Regions from separate parts of the Homo sapiens genome. Here region 1 is linked to region 2. Evidence: chromatin contacts called from ENCODE Hi-C or POLR2A ChIA-PET data. All regions are on one chromosome and are shown on one strand. The core of a region is the stretch at or near the end of the contact, and the rest is flanking DNA. Distances in the headings are between cores, read along the strand shown. Region 1 overlaps LINC01619 (long intergenic non-protein coding RNA 1619). Region 2 overlaps LOC105369896 (a long non-coding RNA gene).

Evidence for each region. Hi-C counts contacts between places; a loop is a spot of excess contacts on that map. ChIA-PET counts read pairs that join two places held with the same protein, here RNA polymerase II (POLR2A). Pooled maps may share reads with other maps.
Region 1: a loop to region 2 is called in a pooled map, with 4 times the contacts of the local background. The contact joins two enhancer-like sites. A Hi-C loop is called at or near these places in 2 of 168 maps with a recorded cell type or tissue (Calu3 and MCF 10A) and 6 of 50 pooled maps. POLR2A ChIA-PET finds 5 or more read pairs at or near these places in 3 of 52 experiments (GM10248, MCF 10A and activated naive CD4-positive, alpha-beta T cell).

The regions. Positions count from the first base shown.
Region 1 is chr12:92,062,022-92,068,391 of GRCh38, reverse strand. All of the region lies in intron 1 of LINC01619 (long intergenic non-protein coding RNA 1619), which reads left to right. Among named protein-coding and RNA genes, the nearest start is that of LINC01619, 78 kb to the left of the region's middle. Within about 2 kb of position 3,156, at least 10 of the 41 ENCODE cell types and tissues checked have a DNase peak (open chromatin) inside an H3K27ac peak, as active enhancers do.
Region 2 is chr12:91,379,075-91,385,035 of GRCh38, reverse strand. The region is part of intron 4 of LOC105369896 (a long non-coding RNA gene); the gene reads left to right. Among named protein-coding and RNA genes, the nearest start is that of LINC02823, 55 kb to the right of the region's middle. RefSeq lists enhancers at 2,479-3,310, 3,311-4,144. Within about 2 kb of position 3,560, at least 20 of the 41 ENCODE cell types and tissues checked have a DNase peak (open chromatin) inside an H3K27ac peak, as active enhancers do.

The DNA.
Region 1 (6,370 bases), core at 1,907-4,406, 680 kb before region 2:
CCCCGACTATGATTTAATGTGAGAATATTTTCATTTGCTTGTTGGTCATTGCCCCTATGTAAATATCCTATTTGAATTCTTTATCCTTTTTTTCCGTTATTCATTGTCTTTGCTTTTGTCAATTTGCAAAACAAAACAAAAAAACACAAAAAACCCAACTGTTGCTGATGCCACAAATATTTCCAAACCTATCATTAGTCTACTGACCTTGTTGTGGAATCTTTCTTTTAACAAAATGTTTTAAATTCTTATATGATCAAGTAAGTCTCTCTTTTCTTTTATATCTTCTCCATTTTGACAAGAAAGCCTCCTTCCACATAATAGATTGTACATATATGTATATATGATATGCTAGATTTTCTTGAAGTATTTATTTTTTACAGTTGTCTTTAATCCAGAAGGCATTTCTTTTTGTAAATGGCATAACATTGGGGTTTGTTAAAAAAATCAGTTGAGTAGCTAGTTGTGCCATAATCAATCAAATACATATATAAATATGTATGTATATATGTATTCATATATGCATGTATATTTCCATATATGTACATGGATATATCCATATGTGTGTATATGTATATCCATGTATTATGGATATGGAATATACTTTCATTGGAAAAGAGTCTGGTTCAGTTTGAGAAGAAGGTGTTGAGTATGGTGTCACAGGAACAAAATATTTGAAAGAGAGAATTTGGAAGCTAAGATTAATTTGGAATCTATAATTGCACGTAGCTTTCTTCCCCTCCGCAACAGATTCAATTCTCTCAGACTCCTGAATCAAATGTCTGGTGGAGCCCATAAGTAGTAGTAGAAGTCAGTGAAACTAAATAGAGGATCAATAATTGTATATGCACATACATATATCAATATATGTATATATGCATATATGTATGTGTGTGGAAATGTATACATGTGTATATTATACATATATAGAGAATAAACATATACATATATGGAGATTATAGATACACACATAGATTAAATATATACCATATATATGGATACACATATGATACATGTATATCTCTACATGTGTAAGGTATATACATATATATTTTTATATATATATATCTGGTATATACATATAGAGATATACACACCATACCTATGGAAATATATATATGGGGGGTGTGTGTGTGTGCACGCATATAGTAAACATATATATATATACACACACACACCATATGTATGGATGTATGGATATATATGATATACATATGTGTATCTATAATCTCCATATATGTATGTGTTTATCTTCAATACATACATATAGTCCGGGCATGGCATGGCGGCTCATACCTGTAATCCCAGCACTCTGGGAGGCTAAGGCGGGTGGATCACTTGAGGCCAAGAGTTCAAGACCAGCCTGGCCAACACGGTGAAACCCCGTCTCTACTAAAAATACAAAAATTAGCTGAACATGGTGGCACATGACTGTAATCACAGCTATTTGAGAGGCTGAAGCATGAGAATCGCTTGAACCCAGGAAGCAAAGGTTGCATTGAGCCGAGATTGTGCCACTGCACTCGGCTGGGACAACAGAATGACACTCTGTCTCAAAAAGAAAAAAAATGTATAGATATATATCTATGTATACACTTCCATATACATACATGTATGTGTGTATACATACATTCATATATATATGTGTGTATATACAATTATTGATCCTCTATTTAGTTTCACTGACTTCTGCTACTACTTATGGGCTCCACCAGCTATTTGATTCAGGAGTCTAAGAGAGACTTGAATTGGTTGTGGAGGGGAAGAAAACTCTGAGCAATTATAGATTCTAAATTAACCTTAGCTTCCAAATTCTCTCTTTCAAATATTTTGATCCTGTGACATTATACTCATCCTCAAAGTGAGCCACAGTCTTTTCCAGTGGATGCATCTCTTGTATCACTTAACATGACTAGCCATTAGAGAAGTTTCTTTGTGTTCAGTTAGATACTAGAGACTCCATGCATCTCATGACCATGCACTCTTTCTGTAGTAAGTAGCTAGAGAAAGCAGCAGGGTAGTATGTTGCTTATCAGAGAAGTTAATATATCCATCTTCTCTCCCCTCATTTCTTTTGCTCAAATGAAATTTGGTATTTTGATAACTAAGACACAATTTTACTTATATCTATATTTTGATAACTGGACACACTTTTACTTACATCTATACTAAAATTTGAATATCAGTTATGGGGATTTGCTAGCAATTATGCCAACAAAATAGTAGAATGACATCCATGCATATCAAAAAAGCACAACTGACATATTTAGAAACATCTCCTATTAATCCAGGTTCATTTCAACCTGAATTCTATTTAAAGTCATGAAAAAAAAGCAAGACACAACAATTATTTAATCCGAAATGTGATGTACAGTAATGATTCTCTTTCATCCTAGGACAACACATTTCATACGTGTAAGTGACTAAAGGGCAATGACTCTTTATGGATTTTCCCTTTGGTGACCTTTACAAAAAGTCTAAGGTAAAGTTCTAACTCAGTTCATTCTACCTCCCCCTCACTGCTCTAAAAGAAGTATTGGGGAGGTGTCATTTCTACAAATCAAGTTCTGACTCAGTGCCAAAAAATTTTTAAGGAACAGAATTCTATATGCAGATTGCCTAGCCCAAGACAACTTTATAGTCACCAGGACATTTTTTTTGGAGGTGGGAGGGTGCAGTTCTCTGTTAAATTTTATTATTACATAAAACATAGCCTCTTCTCTTTTTTTTTCTGTACTTGAAAAAGCAGAAACTTTTTGTCATCACATAAACTTATGGAGTCATAGAATCTTAGGATTGTAAGGGACATTATAATGTAGTCAACATTAGAAATCAGCTACTTTAAACTCTTGCTAAATGCTCCCACTCCCCAACTCTGCTGTATTTTTTTTTCCTTTAGCTGAGAATTGATTTAAGGGAATGCAAGATTCTGTGAATGCCTGAACTCTGTTTCATGTCCTACTTCTGTCTTCCTCTGCAATTTGTTTAAATGACTTTGCCAGGAGGACTTTCCAGAGGTGGGGTTTTGTTCTTGAACTCATGTGAGAACACATTCGTGCCCTACATTCTGAGGGGAGGTGATCTCGGCGGGGATTTTTTTGCTCATGGAAGAAAAATATATGAGCGCATTTTTTTCTACTGGGCACAGCTGGTAGTTCCCTACTGACTGGTGTTTGTTTTGAAGTCACGTGGCAAAGGGGGTTTCTGCCAATGTTTACTCATTACACATTCAAATATGACACCCTGACGCCCATTCACAGTAGAACTTCAATGTTGCTATCCAATTCTCTTGCCAGAAACGGAAAGTTTATTCCCAGAGTGAAAGTTGCTCTCTTCGCAAATGCAGAGGGTTTAGTGCTCAACAGTGATAGTTGAGAATTGTTGGTTTTTAAATATTAAATTTATTGAATTATTTAATTTTTACATGATTTAAGTGGACTGCTTGGCTCATTATACCTAAAATAATTCTTAGTCAGTACCGCATTTATTAAAGAATAACTTTATGCTACAAGGAAGGGAGGCTGACAACCACTTTATACATTACTACCCTGATATAACTGAAATAATTTTATGCCTATTTGGGGCCCCTCCCTGTGAAAGGATGATACACACCTGCCATATTGCATGTGGGCAATGCTGTGACTTGCTTTGGCCAATGAAATAAGGGTGAAAGCCACTTTCTATCAGAAGCCCTAGAAGCCAGTGTGAGGTCCATCAATTGCACTTTTCACACTGCCACATTACTGGCAATGATCCAGATAGAGGCTGTTCTGTCCGCTAAGTCCTGGAGTAAACACAAAGCAGACCAAACCCACAGCAGACAAGGAACATGAACAAGAAATCAATCTTTATTATAGTGAGCTCCTGAGATCTGAAGGCCATTTATTACTGCAATACAATCTAATACAACCTAGCTCATTCTGACCAATGAAGATTGTACATTGGAAAGAGCAGAAAGATCCTAAGATAAATCCTGGTTCTGCCATTAAATAATGATGTGAACTTGGACATTTGGAAAGTACCAATGACTTTGACAACTTGAACCTCAGTTTCCTCTTGTGAGAAATGGACATAATAACCATTCCCTTCCTGATCATACAGAATGGTATGGGGCTAAAATCTCATCATTTATGTTGTAAATAGTACACTGGAAAGAACTATTGCCTATATAAAAGTAAGGCACTAAAATTATAATTTCCTTTTTTAGTGAGTCGCGTGTACTGATCTTCACCTCTTTTCAACTTTCTAGTAAATAGATGTTCTGAAGTGTATCCTCGTTATAAAGTTTTAGAAGTAATCAAACACAGATAGTCATACTTTCCCGAGAATGGCACTCCTGACTATAGTGGACCATTCTTTTTTAAAAATCTAGCTTTGAGATGAATGGATACACGTGGAGTGCTGCTGAGACATATGGACACTTGCCTGGCCAGGCCAATCTGCCCGATTATCTTTTCTGAGCCATGAGCATATCATGTTCTGGCCAAACTGCTTTTGCATTCTGAAAGAACATTGTAACAGACAGAGAATACTGTTATTTATTTTACCAGGAAGAATTAGATAGTGAAAAGAGCATTAGCTTTAGAAACAGGCAGACTCAGCCCATAGTAGTCACTCAATAAATATTTGTTGAATAAATAAACAATCAGTTCAAATCTCACCAACGATTTCTAACTGTGTGGTCTTGTGCAAGATATTTAACCTCTCTGAGTGTCAATTTTATTATAATTCCTACCTTAAAAAGCTTTTTTTCTTTAAAGATTAAGGAAATGGTAGATGTACAAGGTCTATCAAAGTACCTAGTACAGATTGAATAAATGTGAACCTTTAGTTAATTAGCCATGTTCTTTTCTGGAGTGGGTGACCAATTTATAGAAAAAAAAGTGGGCTTTAGGGCTTGTTTGCAGGGCTTCATTGGTGAATGAAGTCTCTAGATTCCTTCTGAAAAAATCAATAGCATTTTGACAAGACTATACCTTCTTTGCCACAGAAGCAATACTATGTAAGTGCACCCGAGGAAAGCATTTCAAATGCTTTTGATGCACAAAAGCTTCAAGGACTCTGCCTTTGAAAAGTTTTCCTAACAAAAGGAACCACACAGCCTCCCACTGCCTGGTTTCTAGATTGGTTTTCCATCTCCTCTCAACCATACTGCCTTTATCTCTCAGTTCCTGTATCTGCCTCTTTAATATACTTGCAGGTGCTTGAAAGACCCTTCTGCAGGTGTTTCTTAGTATCAAACTTAGGAATTTATATGAGCAACAAAAAGATAGATGGCAAACTTTTAACTGATCTGCATCAACAAAGGAAGAAGAGAAGAAGCATTGGCCGGAAGCCTATTATATACATGCTGCTTTTCCAGATATTTATCATTTCATTTAATCCTCACAGCAGCTCTGCGAGATACATGACTTTATTTATTTATTTTTGCTGTGGTGATTTTAAAATGAGGATAACAAAATACAAAGAAGTTTAGGAATTTGTTCAAGGTCACATAACTAGTAAGTGGCATAGCTAGGAGTTGAATGCCAGTCTGTTTTTTTTCCAAAACCATGTTCTTTTCCTCACATTACCCTTCCTCACTGTTTACGGACTATTCACTACCTCAATGCATGATGCAACAAAGACGTCTGACAGCTTGCTGTGTTGTGGAGAGAGCCTTCAGAGCCAGGGGACCTGGGTTCTTGCACTGATAATGTCATTTACTAATTATGTGGCCTTGGGCAGATTACTTATCATCTCTGAGCTGCAAGTGCTTCATTAGTAAAAAGAGAAAAATTACCTCTTTCAAGGCAATGTCATTGTGAGGACGAGAGACAGTATATGTAGAGTGCCTGGCATAGGGTAGACATTCAATTAATGGAAGTTACTGATATTATTATTATTGTTACCCTTAATAAAGAATCCCTGAATAGGATGACGAATTCTACATAGCTGTACCTAATAAGTGTCCAATGGGTGAAACAGATATGAGTATTTGAAAGGAGGTGCAAGCAGGGAGATTGTTTTCTTGTTAGAGTAAAGTAACTGGGACAAGACTGAAACTTAATCACTAGACACTGTAAAGTCCACCAGGGCAGAGATTGGGCCTGCATTTCTTTTTCTTAGCATTGTCTTTCTAGGACCTAGGACAATGGGTAGCAAGCACAAAGTAGGTGTTCAATAAGAGTGTGTTGATTGAATGAAGGGAAGTTTGCTCTTAAAAGATGGATTTTGAAGGAGTATAAAGGAGGCTGAAGGGAATGCAAAAGGTGACTTAAAAAGGTAGGGTGGTGATATGGTTTGGCTGTGTCACCACCCAAATCTCATCTTGAATTCCCATGTGTTGTGGGAGGTACCCAGTGGGAGGTAATTTAATCATGGGGGCAGG
Region 2 (5,961 bases), core at 2,311-4,810:
GTTCCTAGGAAGTAGTTATTTCCTCAATATTGACTCCTCCTCCATTTTGGTGCTTCAGTTCCCTTTGTGAGGATCTGGATTTCATATGACTTAGGCCATTCATAACCAAGATTTGCTGCTAACTTTCTAGACTTTATAAATTTGCTACTTACCATTTCCAGTTCTAGCTGTGCTACTCAGGATTCTTGATTTCTTGTCTATCCATACCGTCACAATTATAGACTTTTTTGTAAAATCACTTCCACCTAATTTTGGAATTACTGGGCTTCCAGTCCTCATGACCATACCCTTTACCTAGTGCATGGCTACGGGATCTTGTCTTTTATATAGCTTGGCTTCCATTTTTTAGCTTCCTAGCTATGACCAATTTCTCCCTGGCACCTGTAACTAGCAAAATCCTAAGTCCTTACATAACAGTTAATCTCAAAATCTAGTTTCCAAGCCAGTGCTCTCTCAAAGGTCTGTTGTTCTGTTTCCAAAATTAGCAATGAAACATGATGCAGGTATTTCTGATAAGAGGAGGATTTCATAATAAAATTACTCAGAAAAGTATCTCAATTATCAATTTTGTTTCAGCACAGAAGACAGAGCCTGAATGATCTTTGCCAAGTCCCTCAACTTAGTGTTTACAAAACTTCAAAATGTTTACTTAATATAATAATGACAAATCCCAGAGAGTTTTGTGAAGAATAACATAAAAGTCAGAAGGGCTTGCTTTGTTAATGCTAATTAACCCATTTGTGCCTGAAGCTGCAATTTTTTGAATTTTTGCAATCAGATCTTGGTGATGACCTTGAGCAGCAGGATATAAATAACTCCCAGATGCTTAGCGTTCCAATAATGGAACACTAGGCATAAATGGATCAGGACACCTGTCCTAATTCCATTATAGGATTGTACTGAGGAACGAATGCAGTGATAAATAACACAGTTGTTAGAAAATATAAACTATGGTCTTTTGTATAATGCAAATCTCAGATATGTTAGAAATGGCTTTTGTATTATTTATCTTAATCTAACGTAGTTTTAACTCCAAGACTCAATTCTACCATATTGCCAAGAATTCCTCTAGCCTTTTCAAAATAGCACCAGAGACTGGGAGCCTTAAATCTTCATGAAAATAGGGAAGAAGCTGATGTTCTGGCTAACATGGTCACTTCTGATTTTTTCACTATCCAGAAGATCCCCTTGACATCTGGCAGTTCTCAAGTGCTTGTGTACCAGTCTCAGGTGGGAATCTTTGGTCATGTTTGGAACGAACCCAGCTGTGGTCCCATCTCCTGGTAGCCATCTCTCACTTCTGCGGGCTCCTGACATCTAATATTCAACTCTGGAGTCATCCTGCCTTCTCCCACATTCATCTGAGGACCAGGGCTGTGGTTCCACTGCCCTAGGGCCTATGACCAATGAGCCTCTCTCCTCTGGGGGAAGACTCTCCACCCCTGGCTTCTACAAATTCTTCCTTGTCTTCTTTACTGCATGGGCAGGTGGGACAGGATGATTTCTTTCCATTTCCCCATCTCTTCTTCTCTCACTGGGCATCCTGATGGTGGCACAGGGGCAGCTAGGTGTCAGGGCTGGGACTTGAGCAACTCAATAGCTGACAGGCTCAGGGAGATAGGGAAATACATCACTGACAGCCTCGGCCTCTTCCTCTACAATCACCTCATTCTATTTCCAAACTCAATGCTGGACTCCCTCTCATGGGTTGTTGCACATTTGGTGATGAATTTCTTTAACTGGCTCTAGGCCAGGATGATAAAGCAAAGACTATAAAACACACAGAATTACTGCAAAGAAACAGAACCCACATTCTTTCCAGATATTGCATGTTGAAAACTACATATCCGTAGTCATCTGGAGATTTCGTTGTTTAGGAATACAATTCCTAGGTGGATTTTTCTTTTTCTTTTATTATTATAATTATTATTGTCAAAGGAAACTATTATAAACTGAATGCAATAGAAAAAAAAGGGTCTACTACCACTTTTAGTTTCTGTAGTATTGGTTAATGAATATGATACTCCTCTCTACAGCCCCTCTCCCCAACATCCATGTTTTATGGCAAAAGATTATAGGCTCATAAATGCAGCTGGGGCCAATAATTGATGAATGCAATATTTTATGACAGATTATGCATTTCCTTAGACAGGTAACTGTTACAGAAATATTGCTTCTTGATTATAACCAATCAGATAATAAAAATATGTTTCAGTTTTACTGAGATGTTTGATTTTCTTAGGTCTTGTTGTGCCACACCAGGAATAAAGCTTAATTAAGGATTCATTTACTAATTGTTTATCATAAAAGCTATATTCAAGGGAAAAAGTTACATTGAATCCATAGTTTTCTGGGAGGAGAACATGGGAACAGTCTGTTTGTGACCTGTATTTCTCTGCCAACTTCAGGACTTGGTAACCTATACAGGTTTCCTATGTGAGAGGTTAAAGTGTGGGTCCTTCTGTTTCCTAAAAAGGAAGCCTATAAAGCACCACATCATCTTTTAATTATTTTCCATACAATAAAGCCAGTTTAAGGCCATGAAATGGCCTATGAGCTCCTATGTGTTATGTAACATTTTCAGTGGTTACTGTAGCAACATTTTGTCCTTTATGGCATTTCATTTCCATATAAAGTAATCTGCATTGTTATGGGATGCTTTGTCCCATAGTGATGACCATAAACCATGCTCAAGGGTCTCAAACACTGACTCCCCACTCCCTTTTGTTCTACCTGAAAGGCGCCTACTAAGCTTCTTCTTTTAGTGACTATTAAAGGGGGAAGGATGCCCTGAAGAGGTTCGTCCGCTGTCCAACAGCGACCCCTAGAGGCACAATGCCTTGAAAGTGGCCAAAACCTCCAAAACTTCAATGCTTTTCTCCAATCAAGTGCTGCTGTAATTTGCTTACCTTGAGAACTATCACAGCATTAATCAAGACCTGCCTTTACTCTGAAAACATGGGCTGCTTTTGGTGCCCAAAAACGAAAGCCCAAAGTTTCGGGAGCTTTACTACCTACTATCTACTACACATACATTTGTTTTCTCTTTGTGAGATTTAAGGGAACCGTGGAAGAATTGCTTTTTATTCATCATCAAATAAGCATAATAACAAATTTGGGCATAGTCAAGATACAACGCCTTTGATGGCTTTTCGTTAGTTTTTTGTTTTTGTTTTGTTTTGTTTTTCGCTTGAAAAATAAGTTAAAATCTCAGGAAGAAAGAAAGAAAATCCTAGCGCTTTTTCTTTTCTGAGCTTGCAACTGTTTGTAGCTCAGGCACCCGGATGATTCATCCCATGAAAGCCTTGAGCGCTCCATTTGTTTTGTAGATTTCACTACTCCCTTTGTTCCGCTTCAAACCTTTCAGAGGGCTGAAATGCATTATTACCTTGTTAAAGCTCAACCAAAATCATTTCTACAGCCTGAAGCTGTTTTGACGTGGGTTGAGTATCTCACACAAAAGAATTGCTTTTGTTCCCAGAAGCTCTTATTGGCTGAGTGGCCTTTGCTCTGAGCCAATCAGAAGCTAGTTGTTAGGCTTGGCTGGCTATTTTTAGCCCAACACGCAAAAACACTTGGTCTTGGAGGGGGTCGGCTGGAGAGTGAAAGGCCCTGTAGTAAAAGCCAACAGCTAAATGCATTTTGGATGTCAAGGCGCGTTTGACATTTTCTCTTTAATTCCTCATACGCTGTTACATTAGCATGTGTTTTTCGTAAACAACAAACTTAGAGCTGCATTTCCCAGTCCTGAATTATCCATTTAGTAAAGAGACAGAAAGGCTAAGAAACAGCATTCCCCTTTTATCCAAAAGCAACGCACGGTAGTATCTAGTTATTTCATAACGCAAAAAAAAAAAAGTCAGTTACCGTATTGAGAATACTAAGGTGTTTTTGCCAAAGAATTTTTATGAATTTTCATCTTGAGTTAGAAATTTTCAATGCCTTGCTCATAATGAATTATAGAGTCCTAAAATAATCTTTTCCTCTTGCCCTTTAAATATGTATATAATTACACGAACGAGTATACACATGATGTGTAGCAATTAAAATAATAAATGCTGAGTGTGTTTCATGCATTGAGAAAAAGCATTCTTTTGAGCATGTTCTTCCATTTAAGCCATTACTCAGAGGGCACAAGAAGTATTTTTCCCAAATGCGCTTCAAGAGACAGGGCATTAAAACACACAATTTGTTAATTATCCGATATTATCAGGAAATGAAAGTTGCCAAACGGGAAAAGCCAGGCTCTTAAACTTTGATTTTCCCTCAGCAGTCTATTCAACTGGGCTTATATAAGGAGGAGACAAGCTGAACCCAAATTTTACAACACAAAGCAATTTTTATTGGCAGCAAGGGAGACCCCTTCCTGAAAAAGAAAGAAAAAACCCAAATCTATGTCTAATTCTTAAAATATGTTTCAGGTTGTAGATTTTAGCAATATTTATTATTCAAGCTTGGGAATATGACCTCATTTGCCATGGTTGTTTGCTTATTTTAAGAAAAATGCCTTTCTACTTCTTGTTGCAAGCCATCAGGCAACCATTTAAACATGCAAGCAAAAAGTCTGGATCATGGGCATATTTAAAAATCTGGAAGACTTCAATAAGTTGTAAAGATTTACGATTCCATCGTGGGCTTGCAGAAGGGGTTTGCTGTGGCCTTCTGTGAGCAAGGGCGGCCTAGTATATGGTGGGCATAGGCCAAAGAACTTACCAAAAATTCTACCAGAGTGAAGGGAGCACAAATAGTTTTGGGGGAAAACTTTCCTTGTCTTAAGCAATACCGTATACAGTGTTTAGAAGGAATGTCACCTAGGTTTCAGAAGGTGAATTTGAAAGGCTGAAATAAAGTACTTTAGAAAGAGGTATCTTTTTCTTTCCAACATCAATTTGATGCACACAGGGACAGATTTTGAGAAGCTCTGTAATTGCTCCCAGGAGTTGAGTTAGGTTGAGGTAGTCAACCAGCTGCTAACAATTTAGTTTAATATGCAGTCTTAGTAAATTAAAGGAATCTGATAAATTGAGACCCAGCATGATTCTTATTTGTTTGCTATGGCATAACATGTTGAACGCCAGCAGAAATTAACCCATTGAAATTTTTCTACTCAAGGCCCCCATTTTATTTTCTCACTTTCCTGTGTCAGATGTTTTTGCTCCAGACTTGGTCATCTGAGCAATTCCTTAGTTTTATGCTTATCTACTTAAAAAATATATATATAACAATAATACAAATTCTAGAATCATGCTTATTTTCAGTTTTCTCTCTGTGTTTGTATTTAAACTCCTTGAAGGTAAAAATAAATAAATAAATGAGTCTGTTACTCCTCTTGTGTGTTAACCTTTCTACTTCACATGTAGATCATCTTAAACATGCTTGATGTAGATTTTGTTTTCTGTGGGAGCTGAGACACTTGTGGGAGGAGAAATGTGCAATTTTGTACTTGGCTACATCCCCAGAGGAGTGGTGACCAGAAAAGGGAAAGACAGCTTGCCAGATACCTAAAGGATAAATGAGATATTGAGCTACTGGAAACACCAAAATTTACCATTGATTCTTTCTACACACTAAACTGTTACTTGTGATAGTAGTTGTAAAAAACTGCATGTTTATTAACCGAAAGGTGATTGTTCTAACATTCACTGGGAAAGAGTGAAATGGTTGGAATAACACTTTAGCACTCATACCTAAAGATTTGCAAAGCCAAAATGCCAGGCAAAATTAAAACAGGCTAAATTCATATGTACAAAAGAGCTGTAATTCTTTTATGATGAAATAGATATTTTCTTAGAAGCAACAGTTTCCTGTGTTCTGTAAAGTAAGCCAAGTCAGTAATGGGTAACTCTGGCATCTCCTGCTCTCCTCTCACCTCATGGATGCCAGGCTTTCGAGTTGTATTTCAATTCTCCCTTACATTGTGGCCTCTTTGCCTCACTCCCAAATTCCTCATACCTCTTCCAA